2 separate regions of the Homo sapiens genome follow, and region 1 is linked to region 2. A link is an interaction called in ENCODE POLR2A ChIA-PET data of the cell type or tissue named here. Cell type or tissue: OCI-LY7. All regions are shown on one strand. Links, peaks and the distances in the headings refer to the core of each region. The heading gives the core; the rest is flanking DNA.

The links. ChIA-PET counts read pairs that join two places held together with the same protein. Peaks named below come from ENCODE experiments on the same cell type or tissue, not always from the same donor. Only the 100,000 strongest peaks of a DNase experiment are listed, where the experiment ranks them.
Region 1: POLR2A ChIA-PET joins it to region 2 with 5 read pairs; 13 of 35 experiments call an interaction of 5 or more read pairs at or near these places.

What each region holds. Positions count from the first base shown.
Region 1 is chr20:37,161,412-37,168,755 of GRCh38, reverse strand. MROH8 (maestro heat like repeat family member 8) reads left to right here. Exons shown (of 25, transcript NM_152503.8): 5 at 513-635. It also overlaps the pseudogene LOC100419562. Among named protein-coding and RNA genes, the nearest start is that of RPN2, 14 kb to the left of the region's middle. In OCI-LY7, for the core only: no CTCF peak of the experiment used is centred there; no DNase peak of the experiment used is centred there.
Region 2 is chr20:37,002,594-37,009,937 of GRCh38, reverse strand. It overlaps RBL1 (RB transcriptional corepressor like 1), which reads left to right. Exons shown (of 22, transcript NM_002895.5): 20 at 2,379-2,527; 21 at 6,072-6,236. Among named protein-coding and RNA genes, the nearest start is that of SAMHD1, 55 kb to the right of the region's middle. In OCI-LY7, for the core only: no CTCF peak of the experiment used is centred there; a DNase peak (open chromatin) is centred at 4,167; H3K4me3 peaks cover 393 bases; H3K27ac peaks cover 1,843 bases.

The sequences.
Region 1 (7,344 bases), core at 2,414-4,913, 160 kb before region 2:
TCGTGCCTCAGCCTCCCAAGTAGCTGGGACTACAGGCACAGGCACGCGCCACCACGCCTGGCTACTTTTTTGTATTTTTAGTAGAGACAGGGTTTCACCATGTTGGCCATGCTGGTCTGGAACTCCTGACCTCAGGTGATCTGTCCACCTCGGCCTCCTAAAGTGCTGGGATTACAGGCATGAGCCACCATGCCCAGCCTAGGAAGCTTAATCAGGCAACACTACACAGGACAGGCAGGTAGAAAAGCAAAGACTAAGAGTGGGGAAAGCCAGGATGGAACATGGAGCTGAGAGGAGAGCCGAGGTCTCAAAGCAAGGCAGGGCCAGCGGACAAGGAATTTCACTGAAATCTTCCGTAATTTACTCATTCTTTGTAATAAAAGACTGATATTGGGTTGAAAGAGATGTCAGATATTTAAAGCATTCCAAGAAACTTTTCAAAAACTCTCCACAGTTATTCAAATAAGATTATGACATATAATTGTATTTTTATCATTTTCCCACAAATTCAGGGTGAACTTGAAAAGCTGAAATTCCTAGGAGATCTGTCTTCTCTCAGCCAAGCTTTACCTTATGATGAAACCGCAAAATCATTCATTCACAGCCACATAGCAGACATTGTGCATACCTTAAATGTAAGTATTATGACCTTATCACAAATGATTGGGATCACACAAATTCAGTGACTTGGCCAAAGCATTTTTTAGTGGCTTCACCTATGTTATCAATTCACTTGAACTCTTCTAGTATCAGTATCTCCACATGGAGGAGAAATACTCATGGCCACCCCACACATGTAATCACCCTTGAAAACCAATTAAAAGAAGAGTAGAAAGGACAGGAACAGCATTTGAATTTCTCAGCAAGGCCAACGCTACATTCTCATGACTCAAGCAGTAGTTCCCAGACAGTCCCCATAATCGTATGCCTAGGTTCAGGGGACAGCCCTGCCTTTTTATAGCTGTGAAACTGTAGGAAATTACTTCACTTCTCAATGCCTCAGTTTCCTCCCCTATAAAACAAGAATAGCTATATCTACTTCACAGAGCTATTGTGACCATTAAATTCAAAATAAATATAAGCCATGTCCATGGTACCTAATACACACGAGCCACTTGAGAAACATGACTATATTATTGTTATCGTATTTTGTTCTATTTGTACTTACTCCAGCCACACTCTGCCACCAACTCATCCATTCATTCCCTCATTAAGTGCCTGACAGTTCCAGGAACTGTCTTGGGAATTTGGGCTACAAAGACAAAGAAGACAAAATCCCTATTTATGCAGCCAAGCAAGGTATAATAAAATGTCACAGGAACTGTGACAAGTTTAAATAGGCATATGGGGGGCTGAGAGTAGAGATTGAGTGGTCAGTTCCATGGCAAAGGATCCAGAAGGGCATTGCAAAGGAGCTGATGCACTCAAGCAAGTACTTCTTGGTGTTTTAGTTTTCTCATCTGTGAAATGTCTCCTTCAGTTTCTCTAAAGCTTTAAAATTCTGATGTTGAAATTTCTTACATACTCCAGAAATATGAGTAGTTCTTTCTCATATCACAGATCTATAAGGCTGATTAGACTGATAGCTTTTATAATTCAAGGCTAACCAGCTAACAGTTTTAAGTAATGGACAGTTACCAAGGATCTTCTATATCCAAACACACTGTGGTGCTTTGATAAAGGTTACGCATTTCCTGGAAACCTTAATCCTTGCCCTTGAAGGGTTTAGGATCCATCTGTAAGTAGCCATATTTCAAAAAGTAAATAGGTTGAGAACTATTCCAAATAATACATTAAGAAGAACAGGATGATATAATACAGGTTTAACAACAAAAAGCGGCGGCTCACATGTGTAATTCCAGCACTCTGGGAGGCCGAGGTGGGCGAATCACTTGCGGTCAGGAGATTGAGATCAGCCTGGCCAACATGGTGAAACCCCGTCTCTACTAAAAATACAAAAAATAGCCGGGCATGGTGGCAGGCGCCTGTAATCACAGCTTCTCCTGAGGCAGGAGAATTGCTTGAACCTGGGAGGTGGAGGTTGCAGTGAGCTGAGATGACACAACTGCACTCCAGCCTGGGCAACAGAGTGAGACTCTGTCTCAAAAAAGAAACAAACAAACAAGCAAATAAAAAAACAGTTTGAGACCAGTTTGGGCAATGTGGTAAAACTCAATCTCTTAAAAAAAAAAAAAAAATTAGCCGGATGTGGTGGTGCATGCCTGTAGTCCCAGCTACTCGGGAGGCTAAGGTGGGAGGATCAGCTGAGTCCAGGAGACAGAGATTGCAGTGAGCCGAGATCAAGCCACTCTATTCCAGCCTGGGTGACAGAGTGACACCCCATCTCAAAACAAAAACAAAAACAAACAGAAAACAAATGCAGCTTTCTACTTGGCTGTACTCCTTGGGAAAGGGGATGTAGGCAACCGCAGGATCATAGGACCCAGCCAGAGTGGCATGTTTCTAGAGCTCTAGTTTCACCAAACTTGGCAACAATGGGTTGCCACATGGTTCAACCAGCCAGTCCATAAAATCCACAAATGCAGGTCTCAACAGCAACAATGTACTGAATTACACACTGAATCTGCATTTGCATCTGTCCACCCAGTAATAAAATGCCCACATCAGATGTCAATCAAAGTATAGGCTGGCAGGGGATTCAGCCTAGAAGAGTTAAAGGTAGCTAGTATCCATGAGAAAATTGCATGGATCACTGCAGCATTGTGTAAGTCTACAAAGTCCCCACAGGCCCACACATGGGGGCTGAAAAAGCACAGCTCCCAGCAACCAAAGGGAGAGGTGCCCAAGAGGAGAAGCATTTCTGCTGAGGAACCGACAAGGAGGAAGAAGCCAGGGTCATTATAGAGAAAGAAAACGTTAAGGCATTTACCAGTGCTTGTGACCCAAACCAGTGCATGGCTCCAAGTATCCAAATTAAAAAAGCCAAGGAAGCCAACAATAGAAAGTGGAAAGAAGGGGGAAAAAATGTTATGGCACTTCACCAAATATTTCTTTTTCTTTTTTTTTTTTTTTTCTGAGATGGAGTCTTATTCTGTCACACAGGCTGGAGTGCAGTGGCACAATCTCAGGTTACTGCAACCTCCGCATCCCGGGTTCAAGTGATTCTCCTGCCTCAGCCTCCCAAGTAGCTGGGATTACAGGCACCTGCCACTGTACCCAGCTAATTTTGTGCGGTTTTATTAGAGACAGGGTTTCACAGTAGAGACCAGCCCAGGCTGGTCTTGAACTCCTGACCTCAGGTGATCTGCCTGCCTCAGCCTATCAAAGTGCTGGGATGACAGGCATGAGTTCACCAAAAATTTCTCAAAATAAGCACATGAAAAGATGCTGATCATTGTGATTAGGGAAAAGCAAACTAAAACAACAGTAAGCTTCAACTATACACCTACTAAAATGGCTAAAATAAAAAAGAAAGGCAATACCAAATATTGGCAAGGATATGGAGCAACTAAAACTCTCATACAGTGTTGCCAGGAATGTGAAATGGCACAACCACTTTGGAAAACAATTTGGCAGTTTCTTAAAAAGTGAAACATGCACTTACCATATGACCCAGCAGTTTCACTCCTAGGTAAAACAAAACATATGTCCACACAATGATGCATGCACAAATGTTTACAGCAGCTCTATATGTAAAAGCCAAACCCTAGAAGAAGCCCAAGTGTTCATTAGCAGGTGAACGGATAAAGAAATTGTGGTATTGTATATCCACATGATGGAATACTACGTGAGAATGAAAAGGAACTATTGAAATATGCTACAACTTGGAACAATCTCAAAATAGTTATGCTGAGTGAAAGAACCCAGATAAAAAAGAGGATATCATGCGTGATTCTATTTACATGAAATTCGAGAAAATGCCAATGAATCTATAGTGACAGCAGAGCAATGGTAACCTAGAGGCAGAGGTTGAGTGAGGAGGAGAAGGAGCGAGGAATCACAAAGTAGCACAAAGAAACTTTTGGAAGTGATAGAAATGTTCATTCTCTTGAGGATGGTGATGGTTTCATGGATATATACATATATCAAAAATCATCAAACTGTATGCTTTAAATATGTACAGTTTATTGTATATTGTAAAAAATATACAATATACAATATAATATAAAAATATACATTATATAATGTTGAGAACTTTAATGAAAAAGAAAAGAGGCTGGGTGTGGTAGCACCTGCCTGTAGTCCCAGCCACTGTCGAGGCTGAGGCAGGAGGAACACTTGAGCCCAGAAGTTGGAGGCTGTAGTGAGCTATGATTGTACTTACGAATAGCTACTGCACTCCAGCCTCAGGAACATAGTGAGACCCCCATCTTTAAAGAAATAGAGAGAGAGGGAGAGGGAGACAGAGAGAGGAAGAGAAGGAGGAGGGAGGGAGGGGAGGGAAGGGAAAGGGAGAAAGAGGAGTGAGGGAAGGAAAGAAGGAAGGAAGGAAGGAAGGGAGGAAGGGAGGGAGGGAGCGAGGGAGGGAAGGGAAGGGGAAGAGAAGGGAAGGAGGGAGAGAGGAGGGAGGCAGGGAAGGAAGGAAGGAGAAAGGAAGGAAGGAGAGAAAGAAAAAAGAAAAAAAGGAAGGAGAGAAAGAAAAAAAGGAAAGAAAAAAAGGAGAGAAAGAAAGAAAGGAAAGAAAAAGAAGAAAGGAAGGAGAGAAAGAAAAAGAAAGGAGAGAGAAAGAAAAAGAAAGGAAAGACAAAGGAAAGAAGAACGAAAGAAAAGAGAAGAGGAGAAATGAAAAGAAAGAAAAAGAGGAAGGAAGGAAAGGGAAGGGAGGCAGGCTGTGGCAACTGGGATATAGAATAAAGTGACAGCAGGATTAGGGTGAAATTAATCCAGGTGGATCTGACCTAATCTTTGAAAGATATGATGGATAGGATTGAGAGAAGAGAGAAAGGACCACTGGGTAAGGACTTCAGATGGTAAGCTGAAGAATGCTACTTGGCTATGCCAAGGCTAGGGTTCTGCATTCTGCAATATGGCAGAGTGGCCAGGAGATGGTTTTTAGTGACTCAACAACAGACATGAGCACCAAGACCTACTGTAATAAAATTTTAATGTAACCAGATTTGCCTCTTAATTCTCCTCTGCCACCATGGGACTCCATCGGAATTCTATATCTGAGGTCCTCCACAAAACCCTCCCCACCTTGGACAAATCACTTAGCTTATCTGAACATCAGTAGCTCTACCAGTAAAATAAAGATATTCACATCTGCTCGGCTTTTGTTAAGACCTTTGAGACAGGCTGGGCACAGTGGCTCATGCCTGTAATCCCAGCATTTTGGGAGGCTGAGGTGGGCAGATCACCTGATGTCAGGAGTTTGAGACCAGCCTTGCCAACATGGTGAAACCCCGTCTCTACTAAAAATACAAAGATTAGCCAGGCATGGTGATAGGCGCCTGTAGTCCCAGCTACTCCGGAGGCTGAGGCAGGAGAATCGCTTGAACTTGGGAGGCAGAGGTTGCAGTGAGCCAAGATCACACCACTGCACTCCAGCCTGGGCGACAGAGCCAGACTCTGTCTCACAAAAAAAAAAAAAAAAAAAAAAAAAAAAAAAAAAAAAAAGACCTTTGAGACAAAACGTCTAATTTTGTTTGGATTAGTTAGGATTCTTCAGGCAAGAAACAAAAATCACCTCTGGCTCACGTAAGTTACCAAAAAAAAAAAAAAAAAAAAAAAGGATGCTGGGATATCTCTCTTAGACTCTAAGGATGAGGTTTAAACAAGCCTCCAGAAAAGTAAGTTTCAGGACAGCTCCAGAGCTCTCAGAGGCAGGGGCTTCGCTACCATCACCATGACTCAACCCTCTAGCAACTCCCGCTTTGTGCCTGTCACTGTAAGATTCCAAATTCTGCAAGAGAAAATCTGATTGGCCCAAACTAGTCTGTTCCCCACCCCTGCATCAATCAGGTTTGCCTGGGGGCAAGATCATATAGTAATGATATGACTTCTGGGTGTCCCACCCTGCGTTTCGGAGGCGTTCCGAGGGAGAAAGGGTGATTGCTGTGATCTGGGCAGTCACCCAGAAAGTTCCTGCTACACACATACTCTACTAACAAAAAATACCCTCTCACTTTTGAATTCCCTGTGGAGGCCAGCATAACTGTGAACAAATAATAAACCTTCAATACCCAACTGATTAAAAAAAGAAAAGATGATTCTGGCAGAAGTGGATCAAGTCAATTGAAGTCAGAGGGGATTGCAAGCCCGGGGCTTCAGCTAAGAGACCCTGCTTTCATCCATATGAAGGCGTATGGCTCCAGGAATGGAGAGTCACAGAAACCGTGCAGAGCAGGGGGTGGCTGATGCTATAACTGATAGGAGGTAGGGCTTGAACAAAAGAAAGAATCATGAATCACCTTTTTAGTGAGCCCTGGGAAAGGGAACAGTTGACAGCTATTAAAGGATAGGAAGCTGTGTTCTTCGCACGGGGACCACAGTGAACTGACTTTAATGCCAAAATTCTGGGGATGTTAGTGGTGTGCCCTGGAGATAACCAGATGCAGATGAGTAGAGCCCTGGGAGAGCTGTCAGGGCTAAAGATAGAGTCTTAGGCTTTGTCCCTTCTGGACTATAAAGCCGCAAGAATAAATGTGCTCCTTGAGAAAATAAGGAAGAAAGCAGCAGCCCACCAGCAAGATCGGAGTCAGACCAAAGCTGGAAAGTAAGAGGAGAAAAACTCAGAAAGGGGCAAGAAAGGGAACCTTGTAGTGTTTAGTGAGCACTTACTGCATCCTAAGTTTTTTTGTTGTTTTTGAGACGGAGTTTTGCTCTTGTTGCCCAGGCTGGAGTGCAATGACACCATCTCGGCTCACTGCAACCTCCGCCTCCCGAGTTCAAGCGATTCTCCTGCCTCACCCTCCCAAGTAGCTAGGATTACAGGTGCCCACCATCATGTCTGGCTAATTTTTGTATTTTTAGTAGAGATGGGGTTTCACCATGTTGGCCAGGCTGGTCTCGAACTCCTGACCTCAGGTGATCTACCCGCCTCAGCCTCCCAAAGTGCTAGGATTACAGGCGTGAGCCACTGCGCCCAGCCTGCATCCTAAGTTCCTAGTGAGATCTTCTTGGTTGCAGGTAAGAGAAATCCTCTAGAAGCAGCTGAAACACAAAAGGTGAGATTTGTTCTAAGGATCACTGAGTGCTTCCCAGAACCCCTTGACAGGAGGAGCAGCCTGACCCAGGAAGGGAATGAATCTAGAAAATAAAAACCTTCCACATACTCAAGGAGAACTTTCCATATCTTATTTTTGCTCCTTTGTATGAATTTCCATTTCTCCTCTCTCTCTCCCTTTCCCCCCACCCCGTCTCCCTCTCCCCCATCTTCTCTCC
Region 2 (7,344 bases), core at 3,150-5,649:
TCCTGTCATCTCAGCCTCCCAAGTAGCTAGGGCTAAAGGTGCATGCCACCACACCTAGTTTTTAAATTTCTTTAATTTTTAAAAAAATTTTTATAGAGACAGGGTTTCACCACACCCAGCCTCCCACAATTTTAAATGTTTGGTTCATTCAAGTAAAGTATAGCTCCTTACCTTATGTTAGTATTAACAGCTGGAATTGGAATGACACAGAAATATAGAGACACTATAGTCTCTGTCTCAAGAAATTTCTAATCTAAGGAGGACATTAAATAATTTTAGACCAGGCGTGTTCGCTCATGTCTGTAATCCCAGCACTTTGAGAGGCCAAGGTGGGAGGATCACTTGAGCCCAGGAGTTAGAGACCAGCCTAGAAAACATAGGGAGACCCTGTCTCTACAAAAAGTAAAAAAAAATTAGCTCGGTGTGGCAGCGTGCACCTGTAGTCCCAGCTACTCGGGAGACTGAGGCAAGAGGATCAAGAACCTTTCATAAAAACAAAACAAAAAAATAATTTTAATTGATCCATATAATGAGAATAACCTAGAAGAGCTGTTAACAAGCCAGTATCCTTTGAAACAGTGTTTCCCAGAATGGTAGTATAAGTGTTTTGGGGGGTCCAGGCGCAGTGGCTCACGCCTGTAATCCCAGCACTTTGGGAGGCCAAGGCGGGCAGATCACCTGAGGTCAGGAGTTCGAGACCAGCCTTTCCAGCTGGCGAAACACCATCTCTACTGAAAATACAAAAATTAGCCAGACGTGGTGGCATGCTTCTGTAATCCCAGCTACCCAGGAGGCTGAGGCAGGAGAGTCGCTGGATCCCAGCGGGCAGAGACTGCAGTGAGCCGAGATTGCACCACTGCACTCCAGGCTGGGTGACAGAGCAAGACTCCGTCTCAAAAAAAAAAAAAGTGTTTTGGGGGAAGAGAGACTATACACAAAAAACTGGGGAAGTATGGAATTAAAGTGAACATGAGAGTTATTTTTTTTCCCCAACTGCAGTACTTCTCAGAGCCTTATACTAACATGAATTTCTGAATTTCCAATATAATATACAGCATTTCCTCAACTTTATTTAACCACATAGCTCCCCTCCCCTCCCACCCTCGTCAAGATCCTTTAGAAATAGCAGAAGTGAAAAAGACATCCAAATTAAGACTGACATCCCCTGGGGCTGTTTGGTTTTTGAACCATGTTTGTGTTTTCTGGTTTTCCTAAGGTGAAGGCATTGCTTCTACCCATGTTCTCAATGTTTGTAGGCCAGTGTATTGAGAATGAGAGCTTTTTTCATATATGTGCTAAATTCTTTTTAATTGGTAGTGGTTTTCTTAGCACATGGTTCTTGTGTATACAAGTAAATGATAGTTTGTAATACCCTGTAATACTCTTCCTTCCCCAAAAAATAGTAGGACAAAGTTCTGCCTGGTTTCACAAGCTATCCCAGAGTTGCACCATTAAGTAGGAAACTATGTTGGGGTAAGCTGTTATTTTACAATTGAGGGTGCTCAGTAAAACCTGAACACTGGTTCCTGATCAGGGTTCCTGTTGTATGTGGTACAATAAGGCTCTTAGAACACCTGTCACCTGCCATGTATTTGCAGAGAAATAAATGTAATTCATTTTGCTTCTTCCTTAACCTCTCAGGATATGCTTTACCTTTTAGAATCTTTCCACCTTTCTCAAAGACACAAGAAGAATATCTGCAGGCCTTTTAGTTGTCTGAAGCTGAGGTTTGCCACTGCCTCCCATACTGTAGAACTTAGCTAAACACCAGCCCAGGGCTGTTACCCCTCTAAGAGCCACTAGTGACAGTGAGCTCAACAGCTATGGTTGTGAAAACATTCTGAAGTGGAATCTAGAGAAAAGAGCACCACCTTCAGTTCATATGTTTGCATTTCTCTAGATTCCAATTTGACTTATAAGTAATACAGATGGATTGCTGAACCTTCTCTGAAAATATTAATTTCTCTACATAAAGATTTGTGGGTTTTTTTTAATATTGTAGAAAGGTCATTTAAATCACCAACTTGTATATTAAAGTATGCTTTGTGGCTGGGCATGGTGGCTCATGCCTGTAATCCCAGCACTTTGAGAGGCTGAGGCTGGTGGATCACTTGAGCCCAGGAGTTGGAAACCATCCTGGGCAACATGGCAAAACCCCGTCTCTACTAAAAATAAAAAATAGCCAGGCATGGTGGCACGTGCCTGTGGTCCCAGCTACTCAGGAGGCTGAGATGGGAGGATCACTTGAATCCAGGAGGTCAGGGCTGCAGTGAGCCAAGATTGCACCACTGCACTCCACCCTGGGTGACAAAGTGAGACCCTGTCTCAAAAAAATAAAAAGTATGCTTTGTATCACAACATTGCATTCTTTTTAACAGACTTAGAAGATGCTACAAAAACACCTGACTGTTCCAGTGGACCAGTGAAAGAGGAAAGAGGTGATCTTATAAAATTTTACAATACAATATATGTAGGAAGAGTGAAGTCATTTGCACTGAAATACGACTTGGCGAATCAGGACCATATGGTATGTTCTATGTTTTACTACTTTATTATTATTTGCTGTCATAGTTGGATTACTATAAGTTTATTTTGCTAGATAAATATGTCCAAGTAAAATTACTAGCAATTAATCAGAGCATGTCCAGTAACTTAATCAGTGATTAAGGCTATGGTACAACAGAGACCAGAGGAAATCATGGGATCTGTTGCCCAGGCTAGAGTGCAGTGGCGAGATCTGGGCTCACTGCAACCCTTGCTTCCAGGCCTCAAGCGATCCTCCCACCCCAGCCTCCCAAATAGCTGGTACGACAGCCACATGCCCCCACGCCTAGCTAATTTTTTTGTATTTTTAGTAGATACGGGGTTTCACCATGTTGGCCAGGCTGGTCTTGAACTCCTGGACTCAAGCAATCTACCCACCTCAGCCTCCTAAAGTGATGGGATCACAGGTGTGAACCACCACGCCTGGCATGAATTTTATCTATACCATGATTATGTTGCTAGAAATTCCGTATACATATGGGTAAGAACTTGATGGGAACATGAATATTAAAACAACTAATTTGTTTTTTTTGTTTTCTTTTTTTTTTTTTTTTTGAGACAGTCTCACCCTGTCACCCAGGCTGGCGTGCAGTGGTGCGATCTCAGCTCAACTGCAACCTCTGCCTCCCGGGCTCAAGTGATTCTCCTGCCTCAGCCTCCCTAGTAGCTAGGATTACAGGAGTGTGTCACCACACCTGGCTAATTTTTTGTATCTTTAGTAGAGACAGGGTTTCACCATGTTGGCCAGGCTGGTCTTGAACTCCTGACCTTGTGATCCGCCCACCTCGGCCTCCCAGAGTGCTGGGATTACAGGCATGAGCCACTGCACCCAGCAAATTTGGTAAATTTTTCTGTTGTTATATTGTGAGATTAATGTTTTTCTCAAGTCAAAGACAAAAGGGGCCAGGTGTGGTGGCTCATGCCTGTAATCTCAGCACTTTGGGAGGCCTAGGCGGGCGGATCACCAGAGGTCAGGAGTTTGAGACCAGCCTGGCCAACATGGTGAAATCCCATCTCTACCAAAAATTAGCTGGGCGTGGTGGCAGGCACCTGTAATCCCAGCTACTCGGGAGGCTGAGGCAGGAGAATCACTTGAACCCAGAAAGCGGAGGTTGCAGTGAGCAGAGATCGCGCCACTGCACTCCAGCCTGGGTGACAAGAGGGAAACTCTGTCTCAAAAAAAAAACAAAAGGAGGTCAGGTGCTGTGGCTCATGCCTGTAATCCCAGCACTTTGGGAAGCTAAGCCTGGAGGATTGCTTGAGCCCAGAAATTTGAGACCAGCCTAGAAACACAGGAAGACCCTGTCTCTTAAAAAAAAAAACTAAAAACTAGCCGTGTAGTGGCTGGTACACACCTTTAGTCCCAACTACTCAGCAAGCTAAGGTAGGTGGATCGCTTGGGCCCAGGAGGTCAAGGCTGCAATGAGCCACAATCGCACCACCACACTCCAGTCTGGGCAACAGAGCAAGACCCTGCCTCAAAAAAAAAAAAAAAAAAAGAAAGAAAAAAAAAAAAGAAAAGAAGGCCCTAGCAGAAGCTGCAGCCGGACAGCCAATAGCTGTTTCTATGTATCTATGTGCCTCTGTAGATTTCTGTTCTTCCTCTTTTCATGGAATATGGTCTATGACTATCCTCAGAGGTCATAACTGTTCATCCTGCTTCAGTTTCACTTCCCCTCTGTCATGTGCTATACTCGGAATATCTCTACCATCTTAATTTATTTCCATTATACAGGATATTAAAAATGAAATCCTTGCTCATCCAACTTATTTATAAATCTTTTCCATTTCCATATGAAGTCTTTCCCATTTCATTAACAGATTTTTTCCACGTTGGAATCATCCTGCTGGCTAATAGAATTCTCTGCCTCTTTTATTCTCTCTGCTACTGCTTTGGTTGTGAGCAGGTATGTGTGTAGAGAGAGCTTGTTACAGCAAGTGTTAGAAGATTGGTTACTCTTTGTCCCTACTTTTTTTTTTTTTTTTTGAGAAGGAGTCTCGCTCTGTTGCCCAGGCTGGAGTGCAAGTGGCACAATCTCAGCTCACTGCAACCTCTGCCTCCTGGGTTCAGGCAATTCTGTAACTCAGCCTCCTGAGTAGCTGGCATTACAGGCGCCTGTCACCACGCCCAGCTGATTTTCGTATTTTTAGTAGAGACAGAGTTTCACCATCTTGGCCAGGCTGGTCTTGAACTCCTGACCTCATGATCCACCCGCCTCAGCCTCCCAAAGTGTTGGGATTACAGGCATGAGCCACCGCGCCCAGCCTGTCCTTACTTTTTAAGCATGAATATGAGGTTCTCATGCTCGTGGCTTAACTCCTGGTGTCTTGTCCAGAATTTTTTTTTTCTTTTGAGACAGAGTCTCACTCTGTCACCCCAGGAGGAGTGCAGTGACATAATCGCAGCTCACTGCAGCCTCTGTCCCCGGGTTCAAACAACTGTCATGCTCAGCCTCCCGAGTGGCAGGGACTATAGGCGCACGCCACCACACCTGGCTAATTTTTATATTTTTAGGAGCTACTCAGGAGGCTGAAGTGGGGTTTCACCATGTTGGCCAGGCTGGTCTCCAATTCCTGGCCTCAAGTGATCCGAGCACCTTGGCCTCCCAAAGTGCTGGGATTATAGGAGTGAGCCACTGCACCCGGCCCCAGAATTCTTTTTTTTTTTTTTTTTTTTTTGAGGCAGAGTCTTGGTCTGTCACCCAGGATGGAGTGCAGTGGCACAATCTGGGCTCACTGCAACACCTCTGCCTCCTGGGTTCAAGCAATTCTAGTGCCTCAGCCTCCCAAATAGCTCGGATTACAGGCATATGCCACCACGCCCAGCTAATTTTTGCATTTTTAGTGGAGACGGAGTTTCACCATGTTGGCCAGGCTGGTCTCAAACTCCTGACCTCAGGTGATCCGCCCATCTCAGCCTCCCAAAGTGCTGGCATTACAGGTGTGAGCCACTGTGCCTGGCCAGAATTCTTAATACTAGTTATAGGACTTCCTGAAAGATCCAGGAAAATAGGCCGGGCATAGTGGCTCACACCTGTAATCCCAGCACTTTGGGAGGCCAAGGTGGGTGGATCACCTGAGGTCAGGAGTTCGAGACCAGCCTGGCCAACATGGTCATCTCTATTAAAAATACAAAATTAACCGGGCGTGGTGGCACATGCCTGTAATCCCAGCACATGCCTGTAATCCCAGCTACTTGGGAGGCTGAGGGAGGAGAATTGCTTGAACCTGGGAGGCAGAGGTTGCAGTGAGCCTAGATTGCGCCATCGCACTCCAGCCTGGGCAACAAGAGCAAGAGATACTCCATCTCAAAAAAAAAAAAAGATTCAGGAAAATAAATTCTAGTTTATCTATTGTTGTTAAAAAAAAAAAAGAAGAAGTAAAGGATCATTTTTTTTCTCAACCATAAATGAGCTTTTTACAGTATAACTGTTTTCTAACTAGAAGATACCATAAGAATAAAAATATGGGATTCAAAAACAAAGAAAAACTTTTATCTAAAAAATCTGACTTTTGGGTTATTTTAGATGGATGCTCCACCACTCTCTCCTTTTCCACATATTAAACAACAGCCAGGCTCACCACGCCGCATTTCCCAGCAGCACTCCATTTATATTTCCCCGCACAAGAATGGGTCAGGCCTTACACCAAGAAGCGCTCTGCTGTACAAGTTCAATGGCAGCCCTTCTAAGGTAAGGTGAATAGGCTAAAAGTTGGATTTCAGATTAACAGTCAGTAACTGTTAATCCTGCCTCTTTTTTTTTTTTTCTTTTTTGGCCAAGTTACTACTATACTAATAAAATATGAAATGTTAACTATGGCATGTCTCCTCTCATCAAGAGCAGTATATTCAGTTTGAGGTAGTTTAATCCATTATTATTGACATGGTATTTGTGGAGTTCACTTTGAAAGTCCAGCATGTTTTCCTGTTCAAGCAAGATCTTGAGAAGGGACCAGTAAGGCAACACCTGCAAGTGGTCAGACCTGGGGGATGTCAAGTTGAAAGAAAGGCATTGGAAGTGAAAGTGCATTTGGTAGATGGCACCCAGGATAGGAAGATGTCTGAAAACACAAGCCTCCTCTTACGTACATAGACAACTCTGTGATCATCTCCATCCTTATCCTTGTTCAGTGGTGAAGATGTGGTATGGACATGATTGCTGTTTTCAGAGACTTCATGGACTATCAAGCAGATATGTTCAGTATGTCTCCAGAAGTCAGAATCAGTATAAACTGGAAGAAATTGTAGTGGGGCAGATTGTAACTCTGTCCAAATACAGTGGCTCCTTCTTATTACTTTCCTATTCAGTTATACAGATAACTACAGAGTTCCTACTATACTTGACAAAGTTGGCTAAGATAATATACCTGACTGGACACAGTGACTCAAGCCTGTAATCCTAGCACTTTGGGAGGCCAAGGCGGGCAGATTGCCTGAGCTCAGGAGTTCAAGACCAGCCTGGGCAACATGGTGAAACCCCGTCTTTACTAAAAATACAAAAAATTAGCCAGGCATGGTGGTGCGCACCTATAATCTCAGCTACTCTGCTGTGGAGGCTGAGGCAGGAGAATCACTTGAACCCGGCAGGCGGAGGTTGCAGTGAGCCGAGATCACCCCTTTGCACTCCAGCCTGGGCGACAGAACGAGACTCTGTCTCAAAAAAAAAAAATGTTGAAAATCATTACTCTAAGGAAGAAGATCTCAAACTGTAGGGAGCTTTAAAATCATTGGGAGGGCTTGTTAAAACAGATTAGGGCCGGGCACGGTGGCTCATGCCTGTAATCCCAGCACTTTGGGAG